2 separate regions of the Homo sapiens genome follow, and region 2 is linked to region 1. The links are chromatin contacts, found by Hi-C or POLR2A ChIA-PET in ENCODE. All regions are on one chromosome and are shown on one strand. The core of a region is the stretch at or near the end of the contact, and the rest is flanking DNA. Distances in the headings are between cores, read along the strand shown.

The links. Hi-C counts contacts between places; a loop is a spot of excess contacts on that map. ChIA-PET counts read pairs that join two places held with the same protein, here RNA polymerase II (POLR2A). Pooled maps may share reads with other maps.
Region 2: a pooled map shows a loop between it and region 1 (10-fold over the local background). The contact joins two enhancer-like sites. A Hi-C loop is called at or near these places in 6 of 50 pooled maps. POLR2A ChIA-PET finds 5 or more read pairs at or near these places in 2 of 52 experiments (B cell and CD4-positive, alpha-beta T cell).

What each region holds. Positions count from the first base shown.
Region 1 is chr12:89,038,839-89,042,155 of GRCh38, forward strand. No RefSeq gene overlaps it. Among named protein-coding and RNA genes, the nearest start is that of LINC02458, 21 kb to the left of the region's middle. RefSeq lists an enhancer at 236-305. Within about 2 kb of position 1,478, at least 4 of the 41 ENCODE cell types and tissues checked have a DNase peak (open chromatin) inside an H3K27ac peak, as active enhancers do.
Region 2 is chr12:89,662,217-89,665,533 of GRCh38, forward strand. The region is part of intron 1 of ATP2B1 (ATPase plasma membrane Ca2+ transporting 1); the gene reads right to left. Among named protein-coding and RNA genes, the nearest start is that of ATP2B1, 45 kb to the right of the region's middle. Within about 2 kb of position 1,460, at least 3 of the 41 ENCODE cell types and tissues checked have a DNase peak (open chromatin) inside an H3K27ac peak, as active enhancers do.

The DNA.
Region 1 (3,317 bases), core at 228-2,727:
ATATTCTCAGTGCTGTAATTAAAACAGGGCCGGCTCCATACCCTGACTTCAGAAAAAGGTAAGTGACACAGGGCTGCCCAATGGGAGTGCTATGTCCTCTGAGCAAATCAGAGACAATGAGCGTCAGCCCAGGACTTGAGAAAGAAAAGCTCTGTTTCCACTGGGCTATGAAGCTGAACTGAGAGAATAGACTCAGAAAGAAGTCAAAAGAGAGAAACACAGAGTTGAGAGATTTCTGAGGAAATGGTTTGAACACCTCCAGCCAGTCATTTCATATGCCAATATGGGGAAGTTTTGTCATGTGTTGACTTGGCTAAGCTACACTCTGTCACTCAGAATCCCCTTTGCTATAAATGTCTGATTAGAGTGGAACGCAAAAGACATTTTGCATGGGATTCAGAAGGTGGAGGTGAAGGCAACCACATTGTTTTTATGTCTGAAAGGGCTGGGCAGGGGCACCAGGTTCTGCTGCAGTGCATGTGCTTTGTCAGTTATCTACTGACTTTCCTTTGTTGTTGTGAGTCAACAGCCAGATTTACATCTACTCCACCTTCCCTCAGATTCTCTTACACTTTCACCGGCTCCTGGGCCAAGTGCATGTTTAGCTTGCACTTGGAAAGCATGACACTTGGAAAGATGACAAAGGGTGCCATCTTTCCTTCTGCAGGAAGGAGTTGACGTGGTCTGCAGATGATAAGACACAGACCAGGTTCCAGTCCATCCTCAGAGGTCAGATATATATATATATATATATATATATATATATATATATATATATCCCACTTTCCTGCTAGACAGCTAGCTCTGAAGTCTTCATGCTCCAGCATCAGAAATGAAGACAACAGCTATATGAAAACTCATGAACTAACCAGCTTTCAAAATTGCATAGATCTAATTCTTGTAATAAATCTCTTAGTGTGTGTGTGTGTGTGTGTGTGTGTGCGCGCGCACAGACACCTTTGATCGATTGAGCCGTTCTCTGATTGGACCCCAGCTGATACAGAATATTATCAAGTATCTTTTTCATTACATAGTTAATGTTTAAGTCAGTATGGTTTAAGTTTAAATTTAAGCCAGATGGAATTTGGTTTCTGTCACTTGCCACTAAAAAATGATTAATATGCAGGATTACCCTATTTTGACTAAGCAACTTGATATCCTGAGGGCAAGATCTGTCCTTCGCTTCTCCTTAAATCCCCAGCATGCAGCAAAATGTCAGATACATAGTAGGCACTCGACAGGCACATGTTGAATGAACTAACTAAAGGCCACAGAATAAAAATATTCTCTAGGGGACCCAGAGTTGAAGCCTCACACAATGTGAATCGTGTGGAAGATGAAATGCGAGATGAGAGGAACCCCATGCCTCTGCAGAAAGCCATGAAGATCCTGGGTCTGAGAAGCAGCTGGGCCTCCCACCTGGCCGCCTGGAGGAAGGCGCAGCACAGGCCTGACATCTCATGTTCACCACAAGCACAACAGGTGTCCTGGGGCCAGCCAGCCCTCGCACGGAAGCGAACTTCCTGTCACTGCCGACAGGGATTCACTAGATGTACATAACAGAAGTGGCGCAGGAAGGCATTTTTTCAATAGAAAATTTGAAAGCATATCAGATTCCTAGAAAAGGAAGCTTCTGAGAAGGTGATTTCACAGTAAGAAACCCCATGAATCATTAAAAGGATTTATATCTGAGATAAAACATAAATGTGAATCATTCTTTGTGCTTGTCTAGAACATTTTAAGAGAGCCTAAGGAAGTAAGTGGTTCATGGGAACCACAAAGACAAAAATTTCTCAACAGAAACCTTCCAAATGGTTTGACTGATATTCAGCATAAGTGAATCAGGCAATGAGCCAATTTATTTCCAAGAAGAAGCCTTCACAGAGAAAAAGATGTGACAATCACCTTGAATATTGAATCAAAATGGCAGAGGGCAGGCTAATCATGACCCCCAAAGATATCCAAGATCTAATCCTGGAACCTGTGAATATTACCTTATATAGAGAAAGCACATTTGAAGATGTGATTAAATTAAGGCTGTTGAGATGGGAAGAGTGTCCTGGATTATCCAAGTGGACCCTAAATGCAACCACAAGTGTACTCGTAAGAAGGAAAAAGAGGTAGATTTGACCATGGAGGAGATGGTGATGTGAAGAAGAAGTCAAGAGAGATTTGAAGATTCTGGCCTTGACAATGAAGTAAGGGGCCATGAGCCAAGAAATGCTATTCTAGAAGGTAGAAAAAATGTAAGAAAAGGGATTCTTCCTAGAGCCTCTGCTGGTGGTGGGATGGATGGGGGTGCATGGTCCTGCCAACACCTTCATTTTACCCTCTTAAAACCTATGTTGTACTTATACCCTCCCACCCCCGAGAACTGTAAGAGAACAAAGTGTGCTGTTCTAAGTCATCATGTTTGTGATGATTGGCAAAAGCAACCATGGGAACCTCATATTACGGACCAGACCCCAGAGCCACAGCTTGCTGGATGTAGAAAAGAGGAAACAGTGCTGAACATGGGCCTACTGGAAAGCAGGATGCTGCAAAGACCAAAGACTTACAGAAAAGAGTCCAAATTGGCTCCCCACCCCAAAGGGTACTCTTCTGAAATACAGAATAATCTGCAGCCCTCTATCCCTGCCCCAAAAGAAACCTCTCTTCTCTACATCAAGCATAAGAAAAATGCTTGATGGATTTCCTGGATCCACAACCATCTACTCTCCTAAATTTTTTTCTGGTGACCTTGGTATCTGTCCCATTGACTCGCCCCTTCCTTTCATCTCTATGCTTGGCTCCTTCTAATCGACATTTCACTTAGCTTGAAGGTTTCTTTCCCTGGCTTGACTTTGGCATATTGTCTTTAGGGTTCTACTGGTTCCATGTCTCATATCCCATTGGCCTGAGCAGCTCTTCTTCCATATTCAACCATGGTTCATGGAATCCCATCTGGAATTATCAGCCCAGCTCACCTTAGTTTTCTATGAAGAAGGTGTAGTGGAACAGAGAAAAGCACTGGCTCTGGAGCCAGAGAGAGACAAGATTTTGGAACCTGGCTCCACCTCTTGCTGATATGGATCCTTAGCTTCTTCAAAGGTTATTTTTCTAACCTATAAACTGGAGATAATACTTTCTTCATTGGGTTGCTGTGAAGATTAGAGATAATGTATAGAAATTGAGTATCCTTCTCAACACATATTAAATGCTCAATAAAAACCTGTTATTATAATCATAAATCAAGTGAATGGTTACTATTATACTTTCAGTTGAGAGTGTCTTTGCTGTGACTGTGGTCTCTGCAACACAGCCCCTCCCCTGAATCT
Region 2 (3,317 bases), core at 210-2,709, 620 kb after region 1:
TACATAGTCACTTTCTGCAGAAAGACAATAACCTTTTACCCGATTCACACCCTAAAAATCTGAAGTCCTTCAACCATGATAATTTACTGTAAACTTAAATATAAGTGCTTGCATGTAATATCTCACTCTCATAGTGAAAAGAGCAGATGGTCTATTATTATACATATCAAACAGATACTACAAGATTAAGAATGGTAAAGAGTTTATTCTACAAAGTTTTGGTACATTCAAATTATTTCATTAAAATGCTTTAAAGAAATCAAGGAATGACTCAAATTTAAATTTACTCAAGTCACATTTTTCACTTCTTAAGGGGCTTAAAGAAAACATACACACTCACATAAAAGATCATTAAACCTATACTGCTTGTTTAGAAAAGTAATTTATATTAGATGAGTAAAGAATAACATATAAACAAGAGTAAATTCACCAAAGGATTTTAGTTTTATAGAGCTGATAAAGCAGAAAATAAGCATTATCTAAAATGCCTGATTTATTAGTCTCAAAGGATTCCTAAATACCATCCCTGTGTCTGTGTTGACTAAAATTAGTCCTACTCCCCTAAGTAACTTACTTATCTAGTAGACTCTTCCAGAGGCAGAGACTAAGTACAGTACTTTAAAGGGCAAGTTACAGCTGCTGTCAGTTATAAACTTGGCATGAACACTTTAGCAAATCTCTCAGGGTGGGAAACAACTAGATTAGAATAAGGAAGGCATTAATTTGTTCTTCTATTATAGCCTTTATCACACAGCTGCAATGATTTGTTTACCTCTCTGTCCTTCCCAGTGAACTGTAACTCATGGGAGAATCTGTGCCATTCATTTTTAACCCCAGCACTGTCTGGAACATAGTAGGTACTCTTGAACCATAAGCTAAAATAAATTTGAAAAACAGATTTTACAATGGAAGCAACCACAATTTAAATAGCAGAGCTAAACAAAACTTCCTAACACTGTTTAAAAGAATATGTTAGGTGTTAGATGAGTTAAGAGAAAGTCACAGCTTTCAAGGAGTTTTCAAACCATCTTGGTATGCCAGATATATTATAGCTTTCCTTTAAATCCTTTTAGACAACAGAATAAGTTAAAGGATATTTCAGATTTTAAAAGGAATTACACGCCTGCTACATGGCAAAGTTTTTTAACCAGGGTCTTAGATTCTTGAGGGTATGCAAAGAAATAATACTGAATTATAATATTTCATACAGCCTGAAAGAAACAATACATTTATTTGAAAAATAATTTGTTAGGGTTACCCATGCTAAATAAAAATCTGCCAAATCAACATGGTAATAAAGTTGGCAAGGTCTAAATAATAATGAATACAATCTTACCCAGTAAATACCATTTGGTAAAAAAAACACTTAACTCCACATCTAACTAACATCTGCTCCAAAATTTGCTGTTTCTACACTATCTCCCACTCATAAATCAACCCATGACAATCTAGCTTCCTCTTTTATGCTGCGTTGAAACTACTCTTCCAGGTGACCATTGATCCTGTTCTTAAATCTAATGGACACATTTAGCCCTAATCTAACCTACTAGCAACCTTTGCTACTGTTAACCACTCCCTATTGAAATGTTCTTCTGCCTTCATTTCTCTGATGTCTGACTCTTATTCTCACTACACTGTCATCTCTAGCTGCTTGTTTTCACTTTCCACTGTCCTTTTTTTCGAAGAAGTCAAAGCAGTCAGTAGGGAGGGGCTGGATGGCACAGCAGCCTTTATAATTGCTTTCATCTGTTTTTAGTCAGAGTAAACGAGATTCGTTTATTGATAATAATAAAAATTTATTTGCATGTGCATTTACAGGGCCTATTTATTTTGTTTCTCTCATATTTCAGAATTCCACAATTCAATTAAAATGATGAAACCACAATGTAACAGTCTGGCTCAGTGAAAGTGTAAAAAAGAAAAAACCACCCAGGTTTTCTTATCCTAAAGGCCCAAGCACAGCTCCTGTTTCCCACACCCTTTAGTCTATAAAGAAATATGCCAGCCCAAAGCAGAATAGGTGACTCACCTCCCTCCCTGGGGCTGTTAGATAACTATTTTGGCTTTTGATAGCTGTCATTTTCAGTACAGATTATTCATTCATGCCAACAAAGTACTTAATTAAGCAGAGTATATGATAAAATTTTAATGTGAATGATCTCAAACACAGGTATCTTGAACTATAGAAATTTTTGGTCTACGGTCAAGTCAGTTGGTATCATCTTATCCCAAACATTTATGATAGCTGTCTCTTGGGAGGTTGGTCTAATTTTGCAAGGTTATACTTACAAAACCAAAAACAATCCCTCTGAATTTACCAAAACCAGAACAAACTTAAAAGTTAACACACTACAGATTAGTGGTTCTTAAACTTCAGCATGCATCAGAATCACCTCAATCACCTGTGAAAACACAGATTCCTGAGCCTCACTCAGTTGATCGAACACTTCATGAGACTGTCTAACAACTTCTCAGATAACAGTGATGCCAATGCTACTGGTCTGGAGAGCCACTACTGACAGAAAGTGTAGCCTCAACCTTGACTAGGGAACAAACTGCTGGATTGTCACCTTGATCCAAAAGTTTCCTCAAACAAATATAAGCAAATTACTTATGGTTCTTTATTATGCTATTCTTTTTTTTTTTTTTTGAGACAGTGTCTCGCTCTGTTGCCAGGCTGGAGTGCAGTGCACTCAGCTCACTGCAACCTCCGCCTCCTGGGTTCAAGCGATTCTCATGCCTCAGCTGGGATTACAGGCATGCACCACCATATCCAGCTAATTTTTGTATTTTTAGTAGAGATGGGGTTTCACCATGTTGGTCAGGATAGTCTCGATCTCCTGACTCCGTGATCTGCCCGCCTCGGCCTCCCAAAGTGCTGGGAGTACAGGCGTGAGCCACCACACCCGGCCTATTATGCTATTCTTGATGTGCATGGATAACTGAAAGCAGACTACTTTCTAAAAATATTACTTGAGTTGATTTTTTTGTGTGTTTTGATTTTTAGTACCAAGTATACTAATATTTTTCCATTTAAGCCTTATAATACACAAATATACATAAACACTGCAAATAATTTCTTTTATTCAAAAAATGTGGAGACTCATATTGATACATTCTGAACATATGTTAAATTACTTTAAACACCTAAAAAAATTAAATTTTTAAAAGTTTAACAGAGAATCTTAGGTACCTACTTTCTTTTGCTCTCCCAGAAAATAAACTACTTTGTTTTCTCCTATTCTATTGTTCTATTTAGGCATTTTAGAAACCTTTCATCTTTACAGTAAGTTTCCTAGTAAAATAAGCTTTTGAAA